Regions from separate parts of the Homo sapiens genome. Here all the other regions are linked to region 5. The links are chromatin loops, found by intact Hi-C in ENCODE. Cell type or tissue: OCI-LY7. All regions are shown on one strand. Each heading gives the region's core, and the rest is flanking DNA. Links, peaks and the distances in the headings are about the cores only. Region 1 overlaps GRIN2B (glutamate ionotropic receptor NMDA type subunit 2B). Region 2 has its middle 160 kb from the start of LINC01559. Region 3 overlaps GRIN2B (glutamate ionotropic receptor NMDA type subunit 2B). Region 4 has its middle 59 kb from the start of EMP1. Region 5 has its middle 190 kb from the start of GRIN2B. Region 6 overlaps GRIN2B (glutamate ionotropic receptor NMDA type subunit 2B). Region 7 overlaps GRIN2B (glutamate ionotropic receptor NMDA type subunit 2B).

Region 1 (4,517 bases), core at 281-4,280, 200 kb after region 5:
CTCCTGCTGAGGAATGAGGTGTTCTGCGAGTCAGCTTTGCACCGCTGCCGTCACAAACAGCCTGGCTTACAGCCTGTGAAGTCCATGCTGCCCTCCTTGACCCCCAAACCCGCTTCATCTTTGCTGCCTTCCCACTTCTACCCTGACCTTTATTCCACACATTGAAGCAGCAATTCCCAAAATGAATGTTCTGGATCCTCTTCCCTGAAAAATCTACTTTTGTGCCAATGCCTCAAATTCCACATGAAGTATTTATTAGGGGACTTAGCATCCCTGAAGCCCATCTATGAATGGCAGGTTAAGAGCCCTTGCTCTGGACTATGTGTCCAGGGCACACCCTGGCAAATATTCCTCTGGTTACTTGTCTCTAGAAGGTGAAGACTTTGGAGAACAGCTTTTCCTTGCAATCCTGACTTTTTTGTCTTTCAAGTTTAACCCACCGCATGGATTCATTTATAGGATGTTTATGAAGGTTTGTGGCCAAGGGCAGGGCCTCTTTGCTGTGGAATCAAATTTAATGCCTATCCTCCAAGAGCTCACACAAACCAGGAGCTGAGATTTGGGCAAAAATGTCTAGAGAAGAAGGCAGAATTGATGGTGTCTTTAAGGTGGCAGAAATCAAGTAATGTAGGAGCCCAGCTATCTGGCCCAGACACGGGTGAGCCAACGTGACCGCCCAGGGATAGGGGATGCAAGTACTTAGGAAGGGATGAATGTGATTCAGATAATATTGGAATAGAGGAATACTAGCTTTCTTTATAATTGTCTACTATGTTAGCCACCTCCCAGTCCACCCTAATGGACTCTGACTCTTGTCTAAGGCCCTGAGAACAAATTCTAGCCACAGCCAGAGATTAAGTCTCCATCAGGACCCCAGGGTGAAGATTTCTTAAAATTTCTCGTAAGGTTCTCCTCCCCTCTCAAAGTTGATATTCAGTGGATTCTCTCTTTACCTTTCCCACCATGGGAGATTTGTCTCTATTTTGTCCTGGGTGCCAAGCAGTGCCTTACAAGGACAGCTGAGTCCTGGCACCCTCAGGATCCTGGGCTGGTACTGCTGTGGCTTTTACACCAAGGCAAGCCTAGATCTTGAATATTCAACATCTAGAAGTAAAGATGGGAGCCCTAGTGCCACTCCCCAGAGAGGCAGCCCATGGGAGTCAAAAGCTGGGTCTTTGATGTCAAAGGGACTTGAGTTCAGAATCCTGGAATTGCCACCGAGTGACTTTGGGTAGGGCATTTCAACTTTTGACTGCCAGCTTTTCCTCTGCTGTAAAACGCAGGTTATGTGAAGGTTAGATGAGGTGAAGTATGTAAAGCGCCTGGAACTGAGCTCTCTGCCTCTCTTGTCCATATCCTGTGAGTAACGCTGCCGATTTCTCAGTACGGTAGGAAAAAGCAAAAGGGATGGTCCTTGCTGGCCTTCTCCATCTTCTTTTGTTTTTCTTACATAAATGCCTACCCCAGCCTGTGCCTCAACGACCCTCCACTACAGCTGTCATGCCGCGGAGAATTGCAGAAGCTGGGTGCGTTCATTTCTGCTGATGAGGGAGATGGAGTAAAGTGTATGAAACCGAGTGCCTAGGAGAGCCTCAGGAAATTGGGAGTGTTACAGAATAAGCCCAGAAATTAGGTGTGTCCAAGGGGGCGATCCAGAGAGACCTGGGGGCTGGGAGCCTCGGGTTATTAGAGAGAATGGCAGGAGCAAGGAAAGAGGGAAATTTTTTAAAAAGAGAGGGTGACACTGATGAAAAAGAAGAAAGTGCCATAGCCAGGACCTGAACTTCCATCAGCTTCTCTGCTTTTTCTCCACCTGTGTGTTAAGGAGGGAAAAACTAGGGAGGGAGAGAATAAAGGAAGAGGAAGGATGAGAAAAACAGGGTAAAAGGAAGAGGTGGCGGGTGAGGGGCTGAAAGGAGGTCTGCCTTCTCTGACAGCCAGGGGGAGACAGAGGGTCTGTCTAACTGCATTCCCCAGGGAGGGACAGTGCCTATCACCCTTCCTCCTTCCTTGCCTAGCGGACGACGAGGTGGCAGCAATTTTGGCACTCTTCTGGGGGAGAATCAGAAAGCGACAGCTGCTCTGCCCCCCTGGGAAGTTCTGTCTGGACTCCAGGGAGTTTTTGTGACTTCTTTGTGGAGGTCAGCCCGCCCGCCCGCCTGCCAGCCTCCAAGGCTTGCTTGGGTGTTACGGTCACTGTGATAATCCAGTCCTCTGCCGGGCAGATATTTGCTTGGTGTACATCTCTTTGTCTCACTCCTGCCTGTAAATGGTGGCAAACAGACATTTTGGAAAGGAATTAAGCATTGTGAGTTCACAGAATGTCAAGCATTCAAGTGGCAAATATAAATCAATTTCAAATTGTTTCTGGTTTTAGGTTATTTGTAGTACGGTGCCTACTTGTAGCATAGGCAATTCAGGGTTACTTTTATACAAAACGAATGCAATTTTCTAAAATCTGAATTGAATAACTGCAGGCTGGTGGATATATTGATCTTTGTGAAGCCCTTCTGTTTCCATGGGAGAAGGGATGGTATATATTTAAGGCATTGGGTCTTGATCTCACTTTGGTACTGGAATCAGGGGTGGGCATGAAGTAGATGTGGAGACAAGAAGAGCGTGAGCCTCCCTCTGCTCCCGCCTGGTTCCTCGGTGCAGTTGGGTTCAAGCCCAGATGCAGCTGGAAGAAGAAGCAGCTGCCAAGCAAAGCCATGCTCCCTGCCGCTCACTGTGTGGAAGAGCCAGCTTCGTGCACGTGTGTGTGTGTGTGTGTGTGTGTGTGTGTGTATGTATGAGAGAGACAGAATCTGAGAATACAAATGAAAAACCATTTCTTCACAGGGTATAAGAACTTTAGGGTATATTCATAAGGGCACTGATTCTGATTTCTGTCTTAGGGACCAGCATATTTGAAATGCTGCTCAGGTGGTTCTAATGTACAGCCAAGTCTGAGAATTGCTCTTCCAGACCCTCCCACCACCTCTCTCACACCCGTTCCTTTGTCTCATATGTGCCTGAGCCGTGCTGCCTGCAACCTCCACTCTAAGGGAGGAAGACAGCCTCTGACTTCTTGGGACTCCAGTGATTCTTGTCTGCCATTCCGCTGGACCTACGTTTCTAGAAGATGTGGTGGGTTGATTAAATAAATGCTCTCAACCCTCTAATTTTATGCACACAGCTCCTCATGCTGTGGAAATAACTACTCTTAGATTTTTCATTGTAAGTGGATTGCCCAGATTGCCCAGAGGGAAAGAACTTAGTCTAATTTTAATAAAACAAGTGTTTATTTAGTTATTCAGTTAAAATGGTCAACATTTTTGCACTTTGTTACATTTTCTCCTACATATTTCAAAATATACACTAAATTAACTTTTTTAATATGTTGGATTTATGGATTCTTGCACATTTCCATTGCAGATCAACCACTTACCGGCAAAAATGTGCCCTCCAATTCTTCCACATTGCCTCTTTGTCCAGGTGTCCAGCAGCATTTCTTCCCTATGGTATCTCTCTCACCCCTCCCATAAGATCTGGATCCTCTCTCCTTGTGACTTCAGGCTTTGCTTCCTCCACTTCACTTACATCACTGACCTTACCTCTCAGTGTGGAATTCTCTAATGCTTCCTTCTCCTGGGCTTAGAATTCCTTGTTGCTTCCCTTCCTTCCCTCCCCTGCCACTCTGTTTCCTCGAACTGGAATTCAGCTTCTCCAGTACTGACCCACCCACTTGCAGGCATATCTGCTTTTAGTGTTCTGTCACTCACACTACTAAGGGCAGATAAAAAAAAAAAAAGTCGTCAGAATCCTTTCTTCCAGAGCCCATCATCACGAATGACGGCATGACCAGCCTTTGTTCACAAGCACCCACCCCACTCTCAAAACATGGGCTCTCTGAGCATTCTCTCCTCCATAGTCCTGGTCTCAGTTGATGGTGTCATCACACTTTGCTGAGAAATCATCATTCTTTGATGTAAAGGTCCATAATCATTCTCTTTCCAGTATAAACACTCATGTCTATCTTTTGTTTGCTGGATGCTTCAGAGGGGACTTTGTTTTGTTCTTTACAGCTACAACTGCCTTTGTCCTGACCCAATCCGTCTCTTCATTACGGACTTTGCTGTCACACAATACTTCCTGTCTTCCCTGACATCAGGAAGTTCTGTTTTCTCTGCTTCTTCACTGCTGCTTTCAGTGTGGTCACCCTAAAACCTTTACTGATCCAAAACAAAATTCATTGTCTTCCCCCAGCCCCTCTCTCTGGGGTCCCTGTTTCTTAGGTAGTATGAGCCTTCTTTTAGTGCCTTAGGCCTGATGCTTTGGGGTCTCCTCCATGCCCCCAGTACCCTCTCCGCAGTCCCCCTGTGGTGTCTTCAAAGTGCTTTTGCATATGAATCCTCTTGCCACAAAAAGGCAGTAGAGCCTTTTGGTAAAAAAACATGGGCCTTGGAGTCAAACTGCCTGAAGCTGCCACGTTTTAGTGGTGGAAACTTTGAAAAATTACATCACTCCTGAGTCTT
Region 2 (4,517 bases), core at 203-4,202, 630 kb after region 5:
TCTTTTAGATGTGCCCACGAGAGCAGGGGGTATATTTTTTCCTGGTTGACCAGTGGACACCTCTGGTATTATTCCACAAATAAGGGATTCTAAATCAAAGGTCAAAAACTGGTGTCCTGAAGACTGATTCTGACCTCAAAATCAGTCAGGAAACTGGTTTTGTGAGACGGGCACTGCTTTTTGAATATTCAGATTTGTGTGCCTCCAGAGAGTATCTGCTCTCTAGTTTGGGGCAGCCCCTACCATTTCTTATGACCTGTCTCACCTCAGGAAGCAAGTGAGTCTGCAGTAACTTCCCCTTTCCCACCACTGGCCCTCAACACACCCACGTACACAGGTCCCTTCTCCTAGCTGCAGCAATAGACTCTTCAAAGCCGTATTTATACCAGAGAAATAGTATTTCTTCTTTCAGAGAAAAGCAGTGCCAATTTTTTTGTTTTTCCTTCTGCTGTCGGTCTAGGTACTGACGTCCCTCAAATGAATAATAAAACAGCCACCATGTGGGGGCTATTTTATTAGTCATTGATGGGACCTCAGTACCTCATTACCATGGGGCTACTTACATGGTGTCTACACTGCTTAGCTATACACACTCTCGAAAGCTTTGAACGTCAAGATTGTTCTCTTTCTCTTTTGCCTTTTCTTGAAATTAATGTTTGTATAGATTTTTCTCTAATCCCACTGCACACAACAGTGTGATTATTTATCCTATCCAAGAAACCTCTCAGTTATCAGAGAAGAGGAAATTTTTTTCTTTCAAGTTACATCCAAAATAACTATCATTTAATGTGCACCTACCATATTCTAGTCCCTTTCATTCATTATCTCATGTGATCCTCTTAATACCTCATTTTACAAATGTTATTACAGTATTGAGGTTTGGAGAGATTTGTCAACTTGCTCAAAGTCATACAGCTATTAAGTGAAAGATCAGCAGTTCAAAACCAGTGATGCACATTTCCAAGCTCTTATCACTCAAACCACCTCACAGATCTACTGCAAAAAGTAAACTAGACAATGAACATGAAGCTATTCTGCAAACTGTAAAGTGCTGAGGATAAATGTAATGTGGTATCATTCTGTCTAGCAACACCTTGATCATTGACTTGCCCCTTTCTGATGCTCAACAATTAGTTCCTTATACTCCCTTAGGCACCAATCTTGGCAGATCTTGTCCCTTTGTAACTCTTTGTGTTTGAGGGTTTTTGCTTTGTTCAGAGTATCACGTTGGGTAGCCATTCTGAGAAAGTCATGAAGAAATGGTCTTTGCAAGAGAGAATCACCACCACCACTGTCAACATAAACATTAACTATTGGATACTTAATAATGGCCAGCACTGCACTAAACATTTTACATATATTGTCACATCTGCTGTTTATAATAACGCTGGGGAAAATGTATTTCCCTCCCAACTCCTCATTTTACAAAGGAGGAAATCAAGGTGCAGTGATGTTACTTAGCCAGCTTGGAGTTGCACAGTGGAACAGATCTATCTTAACCCAGAATTTTTCTGTTATGGAGCCTTTGAAGGCCACAGTGCTCCTAAAAATGTCATTTCTGAGGCAGCTTTATTTCTTGTCAACGTCTAGTCCAGAGGTTTTCAACTCTGGCTGTATATTAGCGTTACCTAAGGAGATTTTGAAGTTGCAGATGCTAAATACTCAGTAATTTGTAAAAACTCTTTGGGGGGTGCTCAGCTGGAGCCAGGGCTAGAAACAAGTGGTCTCAGTTAATGCCAGCAAAAATGAATCAGGGCCAGGAGAAGGGAAAGAGGCTGGTGCAAATACCTACAGCCAGAGGGAATGCACAGAGGGTTCACAGTAAGAATATAGGAAACCCAGAAATATTATTTACCCAATATGTCCTTTGAGGTGTGTCAGTTACTAATCTGGGGCTTCCACATTCACCCGTGTCCTTCTTGCCTTACTTTGTGATCCTGGTGGTCTCTGTAAGCTACAGCTCTCCTTTGCCAGCCTCTCTATGCTAGGCTCTGCCAATAGAGGGCGCCAGAGGGAGCCTGGGAGACTGGTGGATGAAAGGTTTTTTGTTTTGTTTTGTTCAGTTAGCAAGCCAGCCCCTCTGTGGGCATCTGGCTCCTGACGTCTCCCTAACTCTCGTGGGCAGTTCCCCCATCCCAGGATGGCTTTCTGCCCGTTTCTTTCTTGTGCAGCAGCCATGCCCTTGCCATGGTCTTAGTCTTGAATCTCAGCCTTGCAGAGCTCCCCTCTCAGCAGAAAGTCCCTTCCTTGTTCACGTTCCCTCTATCCCAGAGTGGAAGTCATTCTCTGTAGTTGCTACTCACATTACAACTCAGGGTTCTCTTTCACCCTTTCACAAAACCATTATGCAGTTAACAATTCCTTAACTTTTCCCTGCTCAAATTCTTGCTTTGGTCAGTTGCCTCAACTGGACCATGGCAGGTATATTGGAACACTCTCTTTATAACTCTGCTGTCAGATCACAAAGTGAGATGAAGGAAAAGTTTGCACAGGCTCCCCTCATGAAGCCTGGGAGAGCATGCCCCTTTAAGGAATGGGATCCGTTTCAATGATTCTGGTTAAGAAAAGGCTGCATGAGCTACTGGCGTATTTATTCTGTAACCAACCGCTAATGCCAGACTTTTTCTTTGCTTTCATTGCTATATCACAATGGTAAAAGAATTGACTTAATTAATTTGCAGCCTGTACATAATGAGAAGAATATTTCCTGACAGCTTTATAGAGAGGATGATAGTTACATAACATTAGTTACATAATATATAATTTATAATTTATTTTCTATAAAACTCATTTAATAATAATATCACTTATATAAGTAGATGCTTGTATATCTATCTGCTTTATATTTATTCTGTTGGTTGTGGTGGCAGTGGAGGAAAAAAGGATATCTTCATTATTTTGTCTGTGTAGCTTTTTTCTTAGGATAAACCTACTGGCAGATTTTGATAAAGCTGTTCTGATCTAAGTTAACAACGATCACAAAGGTTATGTGGGGACTGTGGAGATGATTATGGCGCAGGACCTATGAGAAAATTCTAGGGGAAGAGCAGGTCTGCCACTGCTTCTACTCATTTGCATTCACTCATTCATCCGAATATTTATTGAGTGAGCATGCAATGTCTGCTATGTGCCAGGCATTGTTCTAGGAGTTAAAGATCTAGCAGCTTGCAAAAGAGACCAGCAGTCCTGCCCTCAGGAATATACATGCCAGTGCTTCCTTGGGCAAAGTCTTGGAAAGCCATATATGGCCCCGACAAACTTGGGTTTGTCCCAAGTGGGAGGCTACTTGTGCCCACTGCATTTGGTCTCGCAGAGCCTTAAGGATGTAGGTCTGATTACTCATCCTGGAAAGTGCTACCTGTGCATGTGGTGCCAGCTTCAGTGGAGAAGCCTTTGAGTCTGGGGTGGAAGCATGAAATCCTCTTTAGAGAAGGGGATACTCTTGCAGAAGACTCATTTTGAAAGAGTATCTTCACAGCAGATTAGGAAAGCCACACCTGAATTGAAGTGAAAAAGAGACACAGGCATATATAAAAGTACAGAAAATGCTAGACTTGGGGATGTGGGAGGGGAGAGATAGAAAAGGGCAGGTGACTCAGGAAGAGAAATCGCTTCTATACATTGGTCTTTTTGAGTCTCACCACAGCCTTGACAGGTAGGTAGGCAGGCAGCATTATCATCATGTTACAGATGAGGAAACTAGGGGAAGTGACTTTTCCAAGGCCACACAGTGAGAAGTGGACCCCAGGTTTCCCAAGTCCAGTGCACTCTCCATTGTACCATGCAACTCTCATGATGATTGGCATGGATAATTGCAGAAATTTAGGAGAGGAAAAATGTAACATACGGTGATGAGAATGATGCCGCAGAAGCGAAGGTATAATGGAACCAAATATACAGACAGAAGCATACCCTTCCTCATAACTTTGATCTAGTCACTACTATAAAACCTTCACATGAAGAAAACAACTTAGCAGATCCTTTCTAAACATTTACCAGCAAGAAATGGATTGCATGAACCCACAAAACTTGCCCTGGCTCTCCTTACCTCACCATAACAGTGTCATGGTGCTGACATCTTATTGCACCGACATGCCTGAGGAAATACCAAAGTGAGAGCTGAATGTAGTCACGTTTCTGCTACTCTACAATTTGATCTCCCCACTCTGCTTGCACTGTGTCCCTCCCCATTCTCCCTATGAAATCAACAAGTACACAATTTTTCCTAGGGACAGGAAAATGTACCAGATTCTTGGCGAAGTCATTGCCTCCTGGTATTTCAGGCTCTAAATTATTTCTACGTCATCCTGTAGTGTCTGTAAGGTGGTCATCCCCTCTCTCCCACATCACTCCACAAGTCACTGCCATTTCTATTTAATCGGAAAAGAAAAAATGAGGGAGGGAGTCTCTAGGCTGCCATGTAGCCGCTAGAGGAATTCATGTCACCCTCCCCAAACCAGCCTTGGCCACCGGGAAGCTCTCATGCCGTATTGAATCCGAAGCGCGTGGACCCTTAT
Region 3 (4,517 bases), core at 183-4,182, 230 kb after region 5:
AGCGTCCCAGGCTGAGGAAACAACAAATACAAAGACCTTGGAGTAGAAATGTACATGTTTGTTAAAGAAAAACAAGGAGGCCATGCTTAGGGCTTAGTGAATGGAGCAGAAGTGGGAGAGATGAGATCACGGAGGTAGTCAAGGGCCAGTTCACGTAGGGCTTTGAAGGCCATGGCAAAAGCTTGGATTTTATTCTAAATTCAATGGGGGAGTCAGGGGAGAATCTTGAGTAGGAGTGTGACATCATCTGACTTCAGGATCCTTTACATAAACAAATTATTGTCAGGAAAATAGCAAGCCTGATGGGTTGATTCCATTTCAGATGTGAAGTTATGACTCAGACAGCCTTGCATTTGAATCCTGACTCTATTTCTTAAGGTTTTGTAACTGGGCAAAATGCTTAAATTTTGTACACTTCTCCTTTTTCATCCTTAAAATGGTGGAGTAATAAGAAGATCCACCTATGGGGCTGTTGTGAGGATTAAGTGAACTTTTCCTGAAGTGCTGTTGCACAGGCAGGCACATCTACTGAGAAGTGCCTGGGGGTGTGCTCTTATCAGACGGGAGCAGTGGCTGCTCTAAGGCTAGAAGTCAGGTCCCCTAATTCCCTGTGGCATCCCTTGCTCCACCCCCACCCCATACCACCTGCTGCTAAAGAGATGCTTTTCTCCATGAACCGGGATGGGAGGGCCTCTGAGGGACCAGAGGGGTCAAGGATGTGATCAAAATGCCAGCCAAGCAAGATAACTCCGACAGTGGCTTTCAGGATTTTCTGCAATTTATCCTCACAGGGAGAGATGATAATGAGATTGTGCTGTGTCTCTCCCATATAGTGCTGTGTACCCAGCAGGCTCTGGATAAATATTTGTTGAGGATGAGAATCCTTCAAAGTGATTATTGTCTCTACTGAAAGATACTGTATTCTAAACTCCCACTAATTTGAATTATTTTAATTTATATACATTAGTAGTTTGTATGAATGAAGAGTTGGAAATAAGTAACTTACTTGGGAACTTTATAGAAAATAGATGATTATCTAACTTAGGCCTATTAGGATATCATTAATTAATTTGCCTCATTTTATTTTACTTGTTCATATGTATCTTCTGTTAAAATGTTATTTGTACAGCAACTAAAAGTCGTGAAATAATTATTTCCAAATGAATTGAGTTTTCATTAATTTTGAGAAGACATTCTAGCCCTTAACATTTGGAATGAATTACATTTAATTACATTATTCAGTTGTACAACTTAGCTTCCCAAATAGTGCCTGTGCCTGAGGCTGAAGTATAGACATAGTATGTAGTGGGATGAAGATTGTAGGAGGGTTTTTTCTCAGACCCAGAATTGCCTAGAACAGTTGCAGGGCAATAAACAGAAAAAGGGGGTTCTTGCTTAAAGAGTAGATCAGCTCTGAAGTTCTGGGCTGTCCTCCCCACCCCTGTCATATCAGCTCTTCTGGCAAATGATGCTAATCCCTTTCCCACAATTACTTATGACCCCCGATGAAGTCTGTGATCTCAGAAGCCCTTGGTTCCAATGGAAAAAGTAACATGGTGGTGGTCATGGAGAGAGGTTTGCACGTGGAAGACGGTAAAAGCAGACCTTTTTTCAAAGGCTTGTAAAAGAGTGGATTAAAGATTAACTGCTATGGGGCACACAAACTTGAACAAGTTGTGACTCAAACATTTGTACCGACTTTGACCTTTTGCCCAGGAGAGGGCAGTAACATGCTAACATTTAAGCTTTTCCAGTTGTCCTTAGCAGACACTGCGCTGCGGGAGCCAGCATAGAATTAGTCACAGTTGGGCCTCATTTTCATTCTCACCTGATCAGCTTTCAATCTTATGTTTAGTTGTTTTCAGCCTTCGGCTACCATGGTTTGCACACACGTAGATCTAGAAGTGACACTTTTCATTTGTCCTTAGGACGCTAACAGACTGGAAATCTGCAGTGATGGTCCCCTGGGTTTGATGCTGTGAATGCTGCATGCCTCGGCCACCACTTCCCTGTGGGTCCAGTTTAAGGGCAGTTTATGCCGATCTACCTCAGCCACTGAGGTGGCTGTCCTGTCCCCAACTTCTCTAGACTATCAAGTCATGCTCCCCACAGTTTATATCCTCCATCCTACCCCACAGAATTTTACACCTCAGACTCAGAAACAAAAGGTCACACCCAATCCCGTTCCTCACCTGGCTTTGAAATCAGAGCATCATTGTGATTTTTTTCTTGTCCCTTTGTCCATCTTCACAGCAGGAGGGTTTGGCAACCTGCCTCAGCCTTATCATGCATATGACTGGAGTTGTCAGCTTTTCTTCTGGGACAACTTTCTGGCTGCAAGGTTTGTGGGGAGCTGTGTGCTAGTTACAGGCATTTTTAGCTTTTGACCAGGTTCAATGTGGGAACATAAAGGAGTATCAAAATACTAAAAATAGAAGGCAATGAAATATAAGCTAATTCTCAATATCTAGCAGTACTGTTTTGGTCATTCTTGGTAACTGGCCCAGCTCTATCCAACGGCCACAGAGAGTGTGAATCCCCTGTCTACCCACCCTCCTATCTACCTCCTACCTACTGTGTGTGTGTGTGTGTGTGTGAACATATGTGTGTCTGCTTTCCCTGGGGAAGCTAGTGGGGCACTAGCATAAATAATAATGGTTAGTGAAAGAAAATGTGGGAAATGAAGGGAAATTGGAGAGAGGGTTAATGTGAATTGGAGCCCCAAAGTCCCTGTAAGGTGTGTGGAGAGTCCCCTAGTTTCAATCATCATGTTGGAAGGTGTGTGGAGAGCATGGGTGATTGTGGGGTATATGTCAGGGTGGGGCAGGGAGGGAGAGAGATAATACAGAGATGGAACACTCATCCGTTACAGAATGGCTTATTTAGCAAAGTGGTTCTAGGATTTTAGTGAAATGTAAATTTCACCCCTGCTCCCTTTTTTTCTACCAGCCAGGCCACCTGTTATTTCCCATGGTTGAGTGTTTAATGATTTCCAGCCATAGGGCTTCCCTGGCTTCTCCTGGGAGCTTGCTTCACACTCTGTTGAGTTGAAATGTTTCTTGATATTCAGCCTACACTTCCCTTTGCTCAATTTCACCCCATTATCTCCTAGTTACACCCCTTGTATTACCCTCATAAATCAATCTTTTCTCCCACTTCGTCATTTTGGTAGTTTGGAGACTTATCTGTTTGCATGTGTACGTGTGTGTGCGTGTGTGTGTGTGTGCGCCAAGGAGATGAGTTGGAGGACAAACGGCAAGGTAAGAAATAAAAACCGCTGGGGAATAATGCCTTCAGGCTGAGCTATGTGGAATTCTTTAAAGGTGAGAAGGTTTCCTTATTCTGCTTTTCCATAAATCATAAAGCAGTCTGAGGTAAAGCCCATCAAAATGGATCTAAGTAACTGTAAATTGTATTGTTTTCCCAGATGCTGTGGGTGTAAGTGGCATCAGGGCACTGAGGGGTGAATGGGATGGAACAGACTCAAAAGGCAGGCCCTATTGCAAAATATTTAAGTCTTGGTTTCACTTATAATGGTGAAACTGTAAATATCTCAGTGGACTGGTAAAAATTAGCAATAGAATCTACAGATTGCAAACTCTTTTCTCCACATATTCATAAGCTTGCAATACAAATACCACTGGACCATGGACCTGCACTTACAGGTTTACAGGTCACTGTGGTTACTTCCCAGCTCCTGCCTTGATGCCGTACCTAATGCACAGGCACACTCAACCCTTTCTAGTTTTGTATTCTGTGTACTTTCTGTGGGCTGGATATGTTTCTTGGATTAAAAACTGTATCAGTCCATTTTGTGTTGTTATAAACGACCTGAGACTGGGTAATTTATAAAGAAAATTTGGCTCATGGTTCTGCAGGCTGTACAAGAAGCATTTTAACCAGCCTGGGCAACATGGTGAAACCCCACCTCTACTAAAAATGATACAAAAATTAACTGGGCATGGTGGTGTGCACCCAGCTACTCAGGAGGCTGAACTGGGAGGATTACTTGAGCCTAGGAGGAAGAGGTTGCAGTGAGCCAAAATTGCACTACTGCACTCTAGCCTGGGTGACAGACTAAGACCTTGTCTCAAAAAGGAAAAAAAAAAAAAAAAAAAAAAGCACGGTGCAGGCATCTGTCTTTCTGGTGAGAGCCTCATGAAACCTTCAATCATAGTAGAAGGTGAAGGGGAAACAGGCGTGTTATGTGGCAACAGAAGGAGCAAGGGAGAGGGAGGGGAGGCATGCCATGCTCTTTTAAACAACCAGATCTCCTGTGAACCACAGCAGGGAGAACTCACTCATTACCTGGGGAAAGGCACCAAACCATTCATGAAAGATTCAGCCCCCTGACCCAAACACCTCACATCAAGCCCCACCTCCAACACTGGGGATCACATTTCTATGAGATTTGGAAGGGATAAACATCCAAACCATATCAAGAATGTATTTTGTGTTTTTGAACTTCCCTGATCCACAGCAGAATTTTAAAAACTAGATTTTTATAGATAACTAAA
Region 4 (4,517 bases), core at 293-4,292, 910 kb after region 5:
GTTCAGCCCACCCCAGTTGTATACCTATGTTCCCCCTTAAGCCCCCTCAATAGGCTGTTTTTCACACCTCCGAAGATATTCGGCTTTATGGGGTGCCCTTGAGGCTTTGAGGTTCAGTGACAGCTGCAACTGTTGTGCCCAGATCTCCCCCTCATATCCTGGTCCTCAGCTCTGGGTTTCTTAGGAAATTCACTTCCAGGCAGGGAGTTCCCCAGACCTCTGCTTTTCCTTCCTCTCCCTCCTGCGTCCACACTGAGGCTATTTCACTGCTTATCAGCACTTCAGATGGGGGATATGAAGGAGTCAGTGTGAAAATCTGATTAGTCATTTTGGCTATTTTTTCTGGAAGCTGTAGTAAAAGATGGGTTGCAAAAGAAAGAAAAGCTATTAGCTATTGAAATCTGTGTGTTTCAATTAACCTTATCCCTCACAGATAATTGAGAATTGACAATAATGTTAGTTTCTTTGCAACCTTCTTTAAAAAATTTTTTTTTCATTTCTGATACCATCTTCACGTGGCGTTGACCAAGGCCCATAAACAATTTGTGCCTTCTTGGTCAGCACCAAGAGCTCAAAGCTTGGCAAGTGAGCCCACGACGGAAGAACTCAAAGGCCTCAGGGGCCCCGGGGCAGTGAAGGTCACCTTCTCCTCCCTCCACTGTGTTCTCTTTGTGCCCAAGTGTGCCAACATGGGTGCCAGGTTATTCCAGCCTGCCAGTTCCCACTCCTCCTGCCCAGGTTCATGCTGCGCCCCCTCCACCAGCTCAGACTGGCCTCTCTTGCCTCTGAGCACACCTTACCCTCCACAGCTCTTAACTGCTTTCTTCCTTCTGGGTCCCTGCCTGATACCTGATGCGTTTCCAAAACCCAGATCCCCAAGGTTTATCTCAAGTCCAGGAGCACCTCAAAGACCTCATGGCAAAGCCAGGTAGAATTGCTCAGCACCCTCCACCACAACCTCACCCAGTCCTCTGGGTGAATAATATGGGCACGCCTGGTTGCTCCCAGAGCCTAAATAGGCACGGAAGGCAAGGAGGGCGGCAGCCATGTGTCCTGGGACCAGGCCCACTTGGCTTCCAACAACTGCTTAGCTCTGTCCACAAGTTAAGTCAGCCTCAGTTTCCTCTTCAGTAAAATTTTGAGACTGAAAATAGAATCTACTTCCTAGATTTATTTTGAAACCTAAATGAGTTGATGAAGGTAAAGTACTTGGCACAGGGCCAGGCAGGAAATCAGTTCTGGGTGTGCAATGATGACCACCACCGTTAGCAACGTCCCCACAGTCCCAGGCAGCCTGGGCCAGCTCTAGGAGGGCCTCTGGTGCTACACTCCGCTGGAAGAGCCCCAAGGCTGAGAGGCTTCTACCTAGGTGCTTTTTTGGGATTTTTAGTAAAACATCGCTTACAGTTTTTATACAGATTCCCCTCTCTCCCCTGCAAGATGCAGAGCTGTGTTCCAGGGGGTCATGAGCCACTTCCTGGCTATTCGCACAATGAGCACTCAGTGATCCAGGCCCCAGCTGCTCCTGGTCTAGCTCGGTAGCAGCTCCATCTTCCCATGGGATGAATTCCTCCCTGGAGGATCCTCCATTCTTATGCAAATAGCTACTGGGAGCTCTGGCTCCTCGAGTTTTTTGACGTTCCCAAACAAGTCTGAATGCACTTAAGACAGAAAGCGGGTGTCTCCTCCCACCTTAATTACAATTAGAATGAAATTATGTTCACTTCAAAATTAACATTTCACACTTTTGCAACCATCAGAACTCCGACCACTGCCACCGTTCGGGTCCTCCCTCCCCTTCTCCTCCCTGCCGCCTCCTCTCCCTTTGTCCCGTGACTCAGCTCCCTGCTTCCCTGCCCTGACTTCCCCTACCCTTCCAGGTTTTGCAGGCAGCGCCATCTGCTGGACGCAGGCTCAGCTGCACCTTCCTCCTCCCGGCGAGGCAAGGGGGTGCCAGGAGCTGGCCTAGGATAGATGGCTCCTCCCCCACTGGTAACACTGCACTTGCTGGGTAATTCTGCCGCAGTTCTGCAGTGGTTTATATTTTATATTCAAAAAAAAAAAAAACAACAAGGCGAACATTGTAAGAGAAGAGTGAAGGGCCGAAGATAAACAAGACCTATAAATTAGGGAAAATAAATTCAATCTTAGACAGTTTTTTGCCTTAGAAATGTGAAGTGTTAGCAGTGATGACTGCACGTTTACACTTCTTTTTTCATCTTTTTTTTCTTTTAAGTAACCTTTCGTGAGAAAGTGTCAGCTTTATAATTTTATATAATAGTAAACCTTTTGCCTTGGTATAAAAATAATTAGAGGCCCTTCCTAAGTAAAAGACACAAAAAGACAAAAACCCTGCTAGTGATGTCTAGAAGTAGACTTGGGTTCCTCTCCCAGTGAGAAGGTCTTGTTATTATAGAAAAGACATGTTATAGACAATGGATTCCTTTTTCACTGGCTCCCAGGAAAAAAAAAAAAAATCAAGACTGGTATCCCAGCTACCCTGTTAACTTAAAATCCCTACTGAAGAGTAAATCACCTAAGGGAAGTGCTTTTTTTCTGAAAAGACATTTCTAGTGAAATTTTTCTCTTAGTGGTGTTGAATTTATTATTTGTAGAATGCTGTCCTTTGTATCTAACTAATTATAGTACAAGTGATTTTAAGTCATCAAAATAAAATGCAAGCTAACAGTTACTGAACGCTTACTAAAATACATGATTTTAAAATCTGTATATGTCTTAGTTTATTTAATCCTTACAGCTCAAGATGGTGGAACTACTGTTATCCCCATTTTAAAGTTAGGGAAACTGAGATACAGACAGAATTAATAGTCCGGTCCAAGCTTGCACAGAATATGTGAAGCTGTCTAAATGGCCCCAGGAGGTGAGTTTACCCATTACTATACTCTGACTTATAATAGATTAACATCTCCAAGGTGACATATCTGTGAAAATAAACGAACCATTCTAACTCCACAGCTCTGTTAAATTAAGTTTGGCCTAAAGCTGTCTCTGTACATATTTTAAGTTTGGCCTAAATTTGCCTTTGACTTGTGTGGCAGCCCCTTGCTAATTGCCTGAACTTGGGCATGATTCTTACATTCTGAAAGCTTGTTTTCTTTTAAAATCAATCATGTGAAAGCAACAATAATAATTACAAAAGGAGCCATTCTTTGTACATAATGAACTGTAACCTAACTTGATGTGCATACGTAAACACACTGTAACCTACTCTTGTAAGAGGTAACTAAGTCTCAGCCAACCACAGGCAGCCAACTGTTCAAAGCAGGTTCAAATAAGGCAAATGCCCAGCTGTAGCCAATCCAGCTGTTTCTGTCCTCACTTCCGTTGTATGGCACTTTCCTTTTTCTGTGAATACCGGGAGTCGCTCTGAACCTATTCTGGTTCTGAGAGCTGCCCAATTCACGAATCTTTCTTTGCCCAATTAAACTCTGTTAAATTTGTCTAAAGTGTTTCTTTCCACAGCTCCTTCTGGTCCTCGACTTTTCTATCCATCCACCTAGCCATCCATAAGCTTTATCCTAATCCTAAACATGTGAGTTAAGCAGATGAATGAATATATAGATGTGGAAGAGAAACAGAAATAGAGAGAGATAGAGAAACATTGTGCGCATACAGAGAGAGAAACAGAGAGCATGTGTGTGTATCTATATATAGAGAGAGACAGAACATGTGAAGCAAGGGACAGGCAGCAAATGAGGAGATTTTGATTCAGGATTCTTAACCTTGAGTGTGTGGGGTCCATGAACATCTTAGGATTATATGCAAAGTGTCACATTTATATGCATTTTTCTGGGGAAAGAGTCCTTAGCTATCTTCAGATCCTCAAAAGTGCCTGTGTTCCTGACAAGATTAAGAATCACTGATTTCAATAAAGTATAAAATAGTGCACACACCAGTTATCTTCTCCTTCTTTCGTGTGGGACCACTGCCTACACAATCTATGTTCTTCCTTTTGGTCAAAAAGTGAAAGAAGACAAATAAGAAGGCCAGGTCATCAAGAGACATTAAGAGTATCTTTGGAACTCACTGACACGTTCTTTGTTACTTTCAATAGTTAATGCACGATATACTAGATGTTAACTCAAACATGGTCAAGGGGACCAGGCACGGTGGCTCATGCCTGTAATCTCAGCACTTCAGGAGTCCAAGGCGGGAGGATCACTTGAGGTCAGGAGTTCCAGAACAGCCTGACCAACATGGTGAAACCCTGTTTCTATTAAAAATACAAAAATTAGCCAGGTGTCATGGTGGGCACCTGTAATCCCAGCTGCTCAGGAGGCTGAGGCATGAGAATCATTTGAACCCGGTAGGTGGAGGTTGCAGTGAGATGAGATCACACCACTGCACTCCAGCCTTGGCAACAGAGCAAGACCCTGTCTCAAAAATAAAAACAAACATGGTTAAGGGAAGAGGATCAACTTTTACTAAGGACCCACTATATGATAGGCACTTAATTTTTCTAACAACACTGTGCTATAGGTATTATTATTGTTGTT
Region 5 (4,517 bases), core at 221-4,220:
ACTACAGTAAAATACAGTAAAAATACAGTAACTGGCACATGAGGGTTTCCATACTTAAAAGATTGGGAATGGATTTTAAACTAGTAGTGTTCACCCTGAGCTGGAAGCGCTAGTTTCATATTCGTATAGTATCTTGTAATGTACATAGGTCTTTTACTTACACTAATTTATTATATTCACCATAACTTTGTAGGGTAAGATGGGGAGGTATCACCATTTTTCAAATACAAAACTGAGACTTAGGCTGTGACTTGTATATGGTTTCATGACTTGAATCAATTCAGTTGAGAGAAGCTTGCAAATTCCATGGATCTTAATTCAGTCCTTTATACTACAAATACTTTTTCCTTGTGGAAAAATTATATCCAGAATGAAGGATAGGGAAATATGGGACTATAAACAAAATATATGCTTCTTAGGAACCAACAAAAAGGAAGAACAGGGCTAGGAGCAGGGCTGGGTTCATCTGTTGACAGCGGTGTTACAAACTAAGGGATTCTGGAAGTCAGACTTGGTTATGAGATTGAGCAAAGGTACATTATGGCCAACCTTAAACAGGTGTGCTTTAACATCTAACAGATCCTCCTCACTCTTTAAAAAGTGCTTTCGGTTTTGCATTCAAGAAAGACCCAAAATTATTTTGTTGATTTATTTTGAGAACAGATATAGGAGATAATTTAAAAGATTATATTCCCAAGGTCTCAGATTTAAGAATGAACTTTGAACTTCCATCTAAGTACCAAACAAAGGAGCATATGTGACACACATTTAATTAAAAAATTGAGTGCCTTTCTTGAATCACTAGAATATTTATAGCTCGATGGTGGTTCACTCCTATAATCTTAGTTCTTTGAGAGGCCTACATGGGAGGATTGCTTGAGTCCAGGAGTTTGAGACCAGCCTGGGTAACATACTAAGACTCCATTTCTACAAAAAGTAAAAAAATTAACCTGATGTGGTGGAACACGCCTGTAGTCCCAGCTACTCGGGAGGCTGAAGCAGGAGGATTCTTTGAGCCCAAGAGTTCCAGGCTGCAGTCAGCTATGGTTGCATCACTGCGCTCCAGCCTGTGCAACAGAGTGAGACTATGTCTTAAATAAATAAATAAAATAGAATATTTACTCTCTAGGCAGTAGCATGGCAAAGAATACATAATTCCTGCAGGGAAATCTGTATCTATCAGACTCAAATTGTGTTAAAGTAGCCTTTAAAAATTGATCATAATCTCCTATTTAGCTCAGTTAAAAGGGTAAGAAGCATCGACCCACAGAGAAATGGATATTCTATGGAAGTCTTCCAAGTAGCTAATAGAAATAACTATGGTTTATTGATTGTTTATTATGGATGAAGTAGTCTATTAAGCACTCTATCCATCTACTATCTATCTATATTAATTATTACAAAATTTCTAGTAAGTATTCACAATTAACTCAGTTTTTACAAATAAGTGCCTTAAAGCTTAAATAAGGTAAATGACTTGTCCAAAGTCATATAGGCAAAATGTGGTAGGAGGCTGAACAAGATTTTGCACTCAGAGACACCTGAACTTAAAATACATACTCTTAACCTTATGCTAGGTACTCCTAAAATGAGCTATATACAGTGTTTCTCAGAAGTCTTTGGAATTCAAATCAACGTCTGGCTATCGTGAATAACTTGTCTGACTTTTTAGCTGTCAATTCTGTAACCTCGATCCAAACCAAGAAAGTTTGGGTGCATTCTCTCTAGCAGTCACTAGGTGGAGCCAGTGCACTAAAAAGCCATCAGGCTTTTTGGGGACCAGGCAGGATTTATTCTAGGAAGTCAGGGGAAGTCAGCAAAGGCTGGTTTTGATTGGAAAAGTGCTAAAAAGATTACTCCCTCTGACAGCTGGCTTTTTTTCTTTTCTGGATAATGTAGATGAAGAGGAAGATGAGAGATCTCCGGAGGTGTAGAGAATTGCTAGAGCCAAGAGTTATGTGGGATGAATGCATAATCAACCAATTTTGTTCTTTCGCAGGAGTGGTTTCAATAATCTGATGTGTGGCTGGGTTGTGGGTTGTGGAAGCAAAGCACAATAGCCCCCTGCCCTGTGTGGTCTGCCTTCCCTTAGAGACCCCAGGCTTTCACATTGTATAATACTGGGCATACGCAGTTGGCCCCACGTCTAGTTTCTCAAATGGTCTGACTAAAATGACAATAATGATGATGATGATAACTGTTATTATGTTAACAAACATGTGCATGGCACTTTATTGATCCCTTTCAGTTGCATTTGTTATTGAGGTGAGTGGATCTTCTGGCAGGGGAATAGAACTTCATGGGATAAAGGGAGGGGATAAGGGCAGGATGAGATTTTCCTCTATGTCCAGGAAGAGTTCTCCAGAGAAACAGAACGAAAGGATCTCTCTCTCTCTCTCTCTCTAAATATATATATATATATGCCTATATATATATATATATGCACCTATATATAAATATATATAGGCATATATGTAGATATATAGATGCCTATATATAAATATATATGCATATATAAATATATAGATGCCTATATATAAATATATGTATGCATATATATGTGTGTGTGTATATATATACTCCCATGATAGGCAAGTACAAAATCCATAGGGTAGACCAGCAGGCTGGAGACCCAGGGAAGAATTGATTTTTGCAGCTTGAGCCTAAAGGTAGTTTGCTGGCAGAAAATTCCGTCTTCCTTAGGGGATCTCAGTCTTTTTTTTTTTTTTTTTTTTTAAGGATTCCAACTTATTAGATGAGGCCCTCCCACATTATGGGGAGTAATCTGCTTTTACTCAGAGTTTACTTATTTAAATGTTAATCTCATCTAAAAATACTTTCACAGAATCTCCAGATGTGTTTGAGCAAATATCTGGGTACAGTGGCCTAGCTAAGTTGACACATAAAAACCAACCATTGTAGGTAGATAACAAATTCTATGCTGGGCTTGAGGGGAAAATAGAGTTCCTTTTGCTGTCTTTGGTAGGGTTCAGAGCTGTTAATTTCTTTCTTTTTTTTTCTTGTTTTTGAGACAGGGTCTTGCTGTATCACCCACGCTGGGGTGCAGTTGCATGATCTTGACTCACTGCAGCCTCCTCCTCCCAGGTTCAAGCGATTCTCCCACCTCAGCCTCCTGAGTAGCTGGGATTGCAGGTGTGTGCCACCATGCCCAGCTAATTTTTGTATTTTTAGTAGAGATGGGGTTTTACCATGTTGGCCAGGCTGGTCTCGAACTCCTGGCCTGAAGTGATCTGCCCACCTCAGCCTCCCAAAGTGCTGGGATTACAGGCACATGCCACAGTGCCCAGCCCAGAGCTATTAATTTCAACTCTAGCAGAAGCAATGTACTCACCCTCTCTCTCGTCCCTGAAAGCTTGATGAGTTGGCAATGCTATTCTGGATAATCATACAAGATGTTTTTATATAAATATATAAAAAATCAGAATTCTATAAAGCATGACTTCCAACCATATCATTCTGTGTTCTGATTATAAGGTGGCTCTGAGATTTCTTAAAAAATATTTTTTTCTTTGTTTTTTTTTTTTTTTTTTTTTTTAGAGACAGGGACTTGCTCTGTTGCCTGGGCTGGACTATGGTGGCACAATCATGGCCCACTGCAGCCTCAACCTCCTGGGCTCAAGCAGTCCTCCCACCTGAGCCTCCCAAGTAGCTGGAACTACAGATGTGAGCTTTCATGGCTGGCAAATTTTAAAAACTTTTTATTTTGTACAGACAGGGTTTCACTATGTTGTCCGGGCTGGTCTTGAACTCCTGGGCTCAAGGGGTCCTCCTGCCTCTGCTGCCCAAAGTGCTGACATTATAGATGTGAACCACTGCTCCTGGCCCTGAAATTTCTTTTTTATAGAAGTACTTTGAAAAGGCATTGAATGAATAAAGTGCCTTTCAAGTAAAGTGTAGAAGCATCCAATGTTATTTCTGAAAGTGTCCCTAGAGATGGTATGTTTTGGATTTCCCCATTTTACAGATAAATGGAGACATAGAAGAATGAAATGACTTATTCAAGGTCATATCGGTATTATTTATTTATTTATTTATTTATTTATTTATTTATTTTTTGAGACAGAGTCTTGCTCTGTCACCCAGGCTGGAGTGCAGTGGCACGATCTCGGCTCACTGCAAGCTCTGCCTCCCGGGTTCACACCATTCTCCTGCCTCAGCCTCCTGAGTAGCTGGGACTACAGGCGCCCGCCACCATGCCTGGCTAATTTTTGTATTTTTATTAGAGATGGGGTTTCACCGCGTTAGCCAGGATGGTCTCGATCTCCTGACCTCGTGATCCGCCCTCCTCGGCCTCCCAAAGTGCTGGGATTATAGGCGTGAGCCACCACGCCCGGCCGGTCATATTGGTATTTAATGAGAAAACTAGGACCAGAACCCAGGCCTTCTGCCTGCAGTTTCATCGTGCTTCCTGTTGCAGCATGCTGCCACCATATAAAAGTGCAAGGATAATCACTTGGACTGCAAATGCCCAACCAGCTGTGCTGAGCAACATGTGT
Region 6 (4,000 bases), core at 1-4,000, 430 kb after region 5:
GCTTTATATAGCATAATTTAAGCTTAAAAGTATTGTACAGGGATATGATTGCCTCCAATTTTTAGATAAACTGAGATTGCCTGAGTGAGGTGGCTCACACCTGTAATTTCAGCACTTTGGGAGGCTGAGGCAGGTAGATCACTTGAGACCAGCTTGGGCAACATGGCAAAAACCCCGTCTTTATAAAATACAGAAATATTAAATTAGCCAGGCATGGTGGCATGCACCTGTAGTCCCAGCAACCTGGGAAGCTTAGGTGAGAATCACTTGGGCCCAGGAAGATAGAGGCTGCAGTGAGCCATGATCATGCCACTGCACTCCAGCCTGGGTGAAAGAGCAAGACCCTGTCTCAAAAAAATAAAACGAAAGCAACAACAAAAAACCCCAAACCCCCTGAGATCCAGAAAGATTAAGACTTTTGCTTACTTTGTGTTTCAAACTCAAATTTTTATGAATTCCAGGCGTACTTTGCCCCAGGTTATCCATCTTTCTATGTCCTTTGCTAAAGAGGTTGAGTGAATTAGGAATGACTCACATGTATATAAACATATCATTAACCTGTGGGACAGGGTGGTTTGGTAATAAAGAGTTTCCTGTCTGGGCGCGGTGGCTCACGCCTGTAATCCCAGCACTTTGGAAGGCCAAGGTGGGTGGATCATGAGGTCAGGAGTTCAAGAACAGCCTGGGCAAGATAGTGAAACCCTGTCTCTACTAAAAATACAAAAAAATTAGCCGGGCGTGGTGGCGGATGCCTGTAATCCCAGCTACTTGGGAGGCTGAGGCAGAGAATTGCTTGAACCCGGGAGGTGGAGGTTGCAGTGAGCTGAGATCACACCACTGCACTCACAGAGTGAGACTCCATCGCAATAAAATAAAATAAAATAAATAAATAGTTTACTTTCTTGGATTCTCTGCTATTTCTTGCCCTAAAGACTAGACCATGACACATCTAGAATCAGCCTGGGAGTGGCATCCAGGACACACATGGTAAAGACTTCCCACACTGAACCTGCTCATCTCACTCTCTGTCCTGAAGTGTGCCCATCTCTACTTGCTGGTCTTGCTCTGATCTTGCTGATACCTCCCTTTTCCTAATGGGAAGGAGGATTATTTTTTCTTATCCTATTCCCAAATCCTTTAACCCATAGAGGAAAAAACAACAACTTGTAGTCTTTGCATACCTGAAAAATCCTTGGAACTGAAGCGGGTGGAGACTTTCTGGTCTACAACCTGCCAAGGTTCAGGGAGATTACAGATGCATTGAAAATACTGTCAGGGACATGCAATAGAACAAAACAAGACCTTGGCCTCTGCCATGATTTACAAATGTCCTCCAGTACCACTATTCATTTTTGACAGGTCAGATAAATTTGGATTTGTTTAAGCCTTGTATTCAGCTGGAGATTGGAGAAAAGTTAAAAAAAAAAAAAAAGAAAATGCTATTAGAAATGAAAGAAACGGGACATGTGGGGCCCACTTTTCTGCACTTCACAAAATTACATTCATTCTTAATTCACTGAGTGACACATCCAGTAGGAATGTGGACCCCCTATTCTGTATGTACTGAACCCTGTGCCGGATGCCGGGAATACGGACAATACATAGCATTCATCTGATTGTCTTCACAAGGAGTGGAGTGTCCACAGATGCTTTTAGTTTGCTGTTTAGACTTATTTTTCTTGAAATATAAAGTGAATTGCCTAAAAGACTAGCAGAATGAGCTTCAGGAACGAAGAATTTCAGAATGTTAGTGAAAACCATCACGAATTTCCTGGTACCTCTGATCCAAGGCCATGGAGGATCCTTTCTGATAGAGACTAAGAGAGTGGAGTTCAGGAGAAAGGAACCATTCCAATATAGCTGATTCTAGTTTGATTCTCTAATCTCATTGTCTCAGTTTATTGGCCACCTGCAAACTCAAAACTTCATGAAAGAATATTCTTTAGGAATAGACCAGAGTCCCCTTCCCCCACGTGCATACACCCACACTTTGTGGGCTCACTCACTAAGTTTAAAAATAGGAACCATGGTGTTGCCATGACGCCCGGTGCTACTCAGCAGCGTTCCTTTTCCCTTTGATGTGATTCCTCTTCATAGCATGATTTAGTGAGAATCTGGCTCAGAGCGGCCTCTAGTGGCTCAATCCTTAGGGATGCGCTTCCTTCCCCAGCCCAGTTCCAAATTCAGCCCAGTTCCAAAATTAACCACCTTAGCCAAGTTGGACACTTGTGTGTTTAGAACCATTCTCCATGCAATCAGCTATTTTTTTTCAGAATCTTTCTCATCAGCCACAAGTATTACACCGGGGAGTACCTACTGAGTGCTCAGAAGTGTGCGGAACAGCCCAGGTATTCACCATCTCTCTGGCCAGGAGAGACCAGCATTACCCCAAACATTTGGTGAACAGTAGAGAGCAGTGGCAGGGAAGCTATGTGGTAGAGGCAGTAATGTTGAATAAAGTAATCCCAGTAAAATAGGTTGGTTAGGATCATCAGAAGTTAGCTTTTTTTTTCCTTTTCTTCTTTTTTTTTTTTTTTTTTTTTTTTTTTTGAGACGGAGTTTCACTCTTGTTGCCCAGGCTGGAGTGCAATGGTGCAATCTCAGCTCACCACAACCTCCGCCTCCTAGGTTCAGCGATTCTCCTGCCTCAGCCTCCCAAGTAGCTGGGTAGCATGCACCACCATGCCCGACTAATTTTGTATTTTTAGTAGAGACAGGGTTTTTCCATGTTGGTTAGGCTGGTCTCGAACTCCTGACCTCAGGTGATCTGCCTGTCTTGGCCTCCCAAAGTGCTGGGATTACAGGCGTGAGCCACCACACCTAGCCACATTTTTCTTTTTCAGATACAAGAGTCTTCTAAAGTGTATCAACTGATACTGACTCAACAGCCTCAGGGATGTATTGATGTGCTGACTTCCTCCCGTGCTGTCTTCACCATGTTTTCATTTTTCTGTGTTTTGAGTTCCTTGTGTCAGTGCTTCTCAGTCATGACTGCATGTTAAAATTTCCTGAGAAGCTTTAAGAAACTGTATACAGACCCCAAGGCCCCACCCAGCACACATTCTGATGTAGCTGCACTGGAAGAGGGTAAGGGCCCGGGAACAGACGTGTATTAAAAGCATCCAGGTTGATTCCTAAGGGCAGCCAGGAGTTGTAAATCACTGTTCTCCAGTCTCCTGTCATTTTTTTTTTACCTCGGTTATCAGAATAGGGTAAAATGCAATGATAGCATTCACATGCATTTGAACTTGGTGCTCTTGAAAGAATTCCTTCCTTTCATTCTTTCCTGACTAGTCTGAAAATTGTGATTTCCACTGGTGCTATGAACTTCAAAATTTGGAAAGGGTACAGGATATGAACATTTCATCATGGTGATCCTCTTGCAGGTGGTCATGATTTCCTAATTTGGTTTCTGTTCCTGTTGCTGGTACTTCATGAGTCTATTTTATGCAGAGGGATGAGTTTTCATCAGTAAAACTGGCAACATGAGCATCAAAACAAATTTGACTTTAAACAGCATTTCAATTCCTCTGTACATAGATTATAAACCCAAAAGAAACAGAACTTTGAAGTTTCAAATTTGATGTGTCGGCTGGCCTTGATGAGAAATTGATGCTTTGCTAAATTTTGGAGTACACAAGTGGTTTTAAAAATGAAAGTTATTAGCACTAGAAAGTGATGTTCTTTGTATTACTACACTGTTATTATATTTAATGAAATGGCTTTCTGAAGTACTGCAGATAAAAGGAAAAGCAGTGTTTAGAATAAGACACACAGGGTAAGTGCCAAGGTAAGAAAAGAAATGGTGGGTTGTCTTTATCTTACAGTGTTTCTCCTGGAGGCTGGGAGAGTCCTCCTTCAGGGGAACCAGTTGAGATGGAAAGGGTTTGTAGGTGGATGTGTAATGTGTGGCATTTTTGTGGTTCTGACCGAGCCCAATCTTGGCAATGTCTACTGTGGACAAGCAAGGCCAAGGTATAGCTTTGAAACTGTATTAAGA
Region 7 (4,418 bases), core at 419-4,418, 300 kb after region 5:
GTCAGAAGATCTGGGTTCAGGTTTGTTTCACTTAATTGATTGGTTCATGGTCTTAGAACACTTAGCTTCTCTGAGCCTTGGCGTCAACATTTATAAAAATGGTGATAATAATGTTTTTCTTATTTTATTCCCTACTGGGTCATTGTAAGGATCAATTGAGGCAATGTTTTAAAACTACTAGTCATGTATCAGTTGTTCTTGTAGTTTAATATTAAGAGCCAGATACTAACAAGGTTACTAAAGAATTTTCTGGCTGTTGTCCTCATTGAGGCAAACATAAGGTGAAGGCAGCAAGAATGCAGGGCTTGTGTACTTATAGCCCCCCACATCCAGTTTATCCAGCCCATGTTCTGTTGCTCACCTCTGCTGAGCACGTTTTTCTGCTCACTTTGTCTGGCCTTGCTTTCCTTCAGCCCAAGAACAGTACAAGGGTGGGCTGTAACAGGAGGGCCAGGAGATTTGTGTATGCATACTCGCATGGCTACCTGGACCACTCACAACCTCTTTTCCTCCTTTGTCTCTGCCTGTAGCTGCCAATGACTATAGCAATAGCACCTTTTATTGCCTTGTTCAAGGATTTCTGAGGCTTTTGAAAGTTTCATTTTCTCTCATTCTGCAGAGCAAATACCAGAGATAAGAGAGTAGGCTGGTAGATGGAGTTGGGTTTGGTGCTCAATGAAAGGAGATAAGGTCCTTGAATTGCAGTATCTAGCCTCTTCTAAGACAGGTTACGTGATGTAGATCCTATTTTAACATGCTCTTTCTTTGTGTTTGCAGGGAGTCGACGAGTTGAAGATGAAGCCCAGAGCGGAGTGCTGTTCTCCCAAGTTCTGGTTGGTGTTGGCCGTCCTGGCCGTGTCAGGCAGCAGAGCTCGTTCTCAGAAGAGCCCCCCCAGCATTGGCATTGCTGTCATCCTCGTGGGCACTTCCGACGAGGTGGCCATCAAGGATGCCCACGAGAAAGATGATTTCCACCATCTCTCCGTGGTACCCCGGGTGGAACTGGTAGCCATGAATGAGACCGACCCAAAGAGCATCATCACCCGCATCTGTGATCTCATGTCTGACCGGAAGATCCAGGGGGTGGTGTTTGCTGATGACACAGACCAGGAAGCCATCGCCCAGATCCTCGATTTCATTTCAGCACAGACTCTCACCCCCATCCTGGGCATCCACGGGGGCTCCTCTATGATAATGGCAGATAAGGTAAAAAGGGGCTGCAGGGAGAAGGGCCTGAGGGTTTGTGCTGAGGACTAAACCATGCATTTGTTTTCCTGTAAAACTTGATTGTTAATGATGGAAGGTAACCAGATTGCATTGACAGCGTGGATAGGCCAGCAATTAATCCTTTTTTTTTCTCTCTCTCTCTTTGAGACAGAGTTTTGCTCTTGTCAGCCAGGCTGGAGTGCAATGATGCCATCTCGGCTCACTGCAACCTCCACTTCCCAGGTTCAAGTGATTCTCCTGCCTCAGCCTCCCGAGTAGCTGGGATTACAGGCGCCTGCCACCACACCCAGCTAATTTTTGTATTTTTAGTAGAGACAGGGCTTCAGCATGTTGACCAGGTTGGTCTCAAACTCCTTACCTCAGGTGATCCACCTGCCTCAGCCTCCCACAGCGCTGGGATTACAGGCGTGAGCCACCGTGCATGCTTAGCAATCTGTTAAAGATGAAAGTGAGGGAAAGGTGCTGGTATCTAGAAACTCCTATAGTTTTGAAAAGGTTTTTGTGTCCACTTGTTTGTAAATGGACTCACTGAAATGACTAAGGGATGTTGACGCTTGTAGCTCTGGGATACCTTTTCTTCAAATAGGTATATGAAAGGCATACTCTGTTATTCTTTGGCAATACGTGTTCTCCCCCATACTGTTTTCAAGACTATAAAAAGAAAAATCCCTCAAGGCAGGTGATTTCTCTACTTGAAGATACAAATGTCATAGGGAAATAATTCTTGCCAAGGTATTAACGCTCATCACACATATTGATCTGCACATCCAGATGGATTTTAATCCGTGGAACCTGTAGCAACACATTTTTCCCCATGCTTAGATTTGAAGGCAATTGGGTGCACATTAAAATCACCTGAAGAGCTTTCAACACTGCTGATGCCTGAGTCCCACCCCTCGGGATTCTGATTATTGGCCTGGGCTTCGGGAGTCTTAAAAGCTCCCCAGGTGATTCTAGAGTGCAGTTAAGATTGACAACCACTGCTTTAAATCTCCAACAAATCCTAGCCTCTCCTGCGTTAATGTTAGGCTAATTGTCATATGACTAATTGCCACTTGACACTGGGGCTTATTCCCTAACTGCAGAAAAAAGCGTTTTATTCTGCTTTGGGTTGTTTTGTTTTTACATACTATCAGTTATTCAGTTATTTTCCTTGCTTTACTGATTATTGTTCATTACTTAGATACAGCACTTAGTACATATGCACTGTCCTTTGCAGCCAGCCATTCACGTCTTAGAATAGTTAGTTTCACCACAAGTGCTACGTTTATCATTTTTCATCATTTTGGGTTTCTACTATTGTCATTGTCATACTTTTTATCACCACATTCAAACCTGCCTTTAGTTTTGTACTTAAAAGACATGCTTTCGGGTTAATAATGTTTGTAAACACCTTAAAACCTAGCACAGACACCACAAGCATGCTGCCTGGCTAGTTGACAACCTCCGCAGTGGAGCAGCTGAGCCGAGACTAAAGGAACCTTGCATGACCGTTACCGCCACCTGTCGGCAGCAGGCAGAGATGACTAGCTTCTGCTTCAGAGCTTCCCTTCAGTCTAGGAAAGGTCAAGTTAAAAGTGTTAAGTGAAGACATTCCAGTATCATATGAGAAACATATTCTTCCATTTACGTGGGTGCAGGTACAGATGTTAGAAAATAGGCACTAGCACAAATAGCCCATGCTAAGGGAAGTGGGAAAAATAAGCAAAATGGAAAATGTAGACTGCTGTGGCAGAACCCGTTGAGTTGTGCTTCAGGTAGATTTTTCTTTTTTTCAAATATGATTGTCCTTAGCAAATTATATTTTATTTTAACAGTGGCAATTTGAGGGCACAATTTTGCTTTGAAAGAATTCTGATATGGTTAAGAGCGAATTTTAAAATTACCATGAATAAGTACATATCTACTTTGAGAGCACAACAGGTAAAAATGATTTTTTTCTCATGTGGGCTGTTGTGCAACCTATATTATTTCTCCCTGGTAGAAAAAGTTATGCCTAAACTAGCTGATTGCTTCTCTCTGGTACCTTTTACAAATCCACAACATCATTATACAAATATAAGGTAACTTGCAGAGCATGCAGAGAGACTGAACTCTTTTTTTCGCTGATGTATCTTAGGGGCTTTGAGAGTGTTCCCCATATGCTAGGCGCTTAGTGCTGTGTATGTACTATCTTATTTAATACTCTTAACCAGTTAGCGACCTAAGTGATATTATTTAATCTTTATCTTACAGATGGGGAAACTGAGGCTCAGAGAGGTTAAGTAACATATCCAAAATGCTACAGCTCTTAAGTGGAAGCCAGGATTTTAACATTGGTTGCTAGCTTCAAAGGCTGTGTACTCTCTTGTCTCTCAAGAAAATGACTGGTTAAGGTCTCATATATCTTACTACCCTTCACTTTCTCCCTTGTTAGATGGCATTGTGGGGGATGTCATCTGACTGAAAGTGATCTATTACATGATTTATAATCAGGCAATACTGGAGTCTAACTACAAGAGAACATAACAAGGGTATGAAATGGTGGAGCGCTTAAGTGTAGCACAGTTCCATAGAGGACCCACTGGCTACTGCCTTCCAGGAGTAAATAGGAGAACTGACACCAGTAAAGTGAATTCTTCTAGGTCACTGTAATGAGACCTCCTCTCATCACTTTCCCCTTGCTCCTTCCTTCATTGCTACCACACCCAAATATTCCATCATGTCTTTCTCTCCGCCAAATAAGGAGGTAGGTGGGCAGTGACTTTTAGATGCTTTTCTAAAATAGCGTAAATATCTGACTTTTGACCTGGAAAGAATAGTTTCTAAAAGGTAAGCAGCAAGAGGGAAAAGAAGAAAGAAAAAGATCCAGTAATGGAGATCCTGGAAAGTTGGAGGCTCAGCCCCAGGCGTTCGATGCTGAATGGGTGGTGGCAGGAGCTACCTGGAGAGAGAGTGCCAGCAGCAAACTTCCCAGCAGCCATGCAGAGGAATGTTTGGGGGCTTAACAGATTTGCATAAAGGCCAATAAAAAGAGTCCCCAAATCTCAGAGAAAAAAGCCTTTGGGACAAATTTCAAAGATAAAACACCTCAAAACTAAGGCCAGGTTTTTTTTTTGTTTTGTTTTGTTTTTTTAATAGAAGTTTATTTTTAAGTACCATGACCATATTTTACAAACATAGAATGGGGACACACAGTTGGACAACTATTA

What was found. A loop is a pair of places that touch in the nucleus more often than their neighbours do. Peaks named below come from ENCODE experiments on the same cell type or tissue, not always from the same donor. Only the 100,000 strongest peaks of a DNase experiment are listed, where the experiment ranks them.
Region 1: a loop joins it to region 5, with 5 times the contacts of the local background. A loop is called at or near these places in 9 of 110 quality-filtered maps.
Region 2: it touches region 5 in a loop (5-fold over the local background); 4 of 110 quality-filtered maps call a loop at or near these places.
Region 3: it touches region 5 in a loop (6-fold over the local background); 9 of 110 quality-filtered maps call a loop at or near these places.
Region 4: a loop joins it to region 5, with 9 times the contacts of the local background. A loop is called at or near these places in 17 of 110 quality-filtered maps.
Region 6: a loop joins it to region 5, with 12 times the contacts of the local background. A loop is called at or near these places in 53 of 110 quality-filtered maps.
Region 7: a loop joins it to region 5, with 13 times the contacts of the local background. A loop is called at or near these places in 86 of 110 quality-filtered maps.

What each region holds. Positions count from the first base shown.
Region 1 is chr12:13,960,360-13,964,876 of GRCh38, reverse strand. All of the region lies in intron 2 of GRIN2B (glutamate ionotropic receptor NMDA type subunit 2B), which reads left to right. Among named protein-coding and RNA genes, the nearest start is that of GRIN2B, 19 kb to the left of the region's middle. In OCI-LY7, for the core only: a CTCF peak has its summit at 1,912; a DNase peak (open chromatin) is centred at 1,956.
Region 2 is chr12:13,532,452-13,536,968 of GRCh38, reverse strand. No RefSeq gene overlaps it. Among named protein-coding and RNA genes, the nearest start is that of LINC01559, 160 kb to the right of the region's middle. RefSeq lists a silencer at 3,000-3,294. In OCI-LY7, for the core only: a CTCF peak has its summit at 2,000 (motif pointing right); a DNase peak (open chromatin) is centred at 1,998.
Region 3 is chr12:13,939,148-13,943,664 of GRCh38, reverse strand. The region is part of intron 2 of GRIN2B (glutamate ionotropic receptor NMDA type subunit 2B); the gene reads left to right. Among named protein-coding and RNA genes, the nearest start is that of GRIN2B, 40 kb to the left of the region's middle. In OCI-LY7, for the core only: CTCF peaks have their summits at 1,515 and 1,714 (motif pointing right); a DNase peak (open chromatin) is centred at 1,714.
Region 4 is chr12:13,253,288-13,257,804 of GRCh38, reverse strand. No RefSeq gene overlaps it. Among named protein-coding and RNA genes, the nearest start is that of EMP1, 59 kb to the right of the region's middle. RefSeq lists enhancers at 170-1,036, 1,756-2,050. In OCI-LY7, for the core only: CTCF peaks have their summits at 1,719 and 1,923 (motif pointing left); a DNase peak (open chromatin) is centred at 1,894.
Region 5 is chr12:14,164,445-14,168,961 of GRCh38, reverse strand. No RefSeq gene overlaps it. Among named protein-coding and RNA genes, the nearest start is that of GRIN2B, 190 kb to the right of the region's middle. In OCI-LY7, for the core only: CTCF peaks have their summits at 1,528 and 1,728 (motif pointing right); a DNase peak (open chromatin) is centred at 1,741; H3K27ac peaks cover 418 bases.
Region 6 is chr12:13,737,925-13,741,924 of GRCh38, reverse strand. All of the region lies in intron 4 of GRIN2B (glutamate ionotropic receptor NMDA type subunit 2B), which reads left to right. Among named protein-coding and RNA genes, the nearest start is that of GRIN2B, 240 kb to the left of the region's middle. In OCI-LY7, for the core only: a CTCF peak has its summit at 2,150 (motif pointing left); a DNase peak (open chromatin) is centred at 2,104.
Region 7 is chr12:13,862,586-13,867,003 of GRCh38, reverse strand. It overlaps GRIN2B (glutamate ionotropic receptor NMDA type subunit 2B), which reads left to right. Exons shown (of 14, transcript NM_000834.5): 3 at 778-1,206. The coding sequence starts at 796. Among named protein-coding and RNA genes, the nearest start is that of GRIN2B, 120 kb to the left of the region's middle. In OCI-LY7, for the core only: CTCF peaks have their summits at 2,530 and 2,731 (motif pointing left); a DNase peak (open chromatin) is centred at 2,713.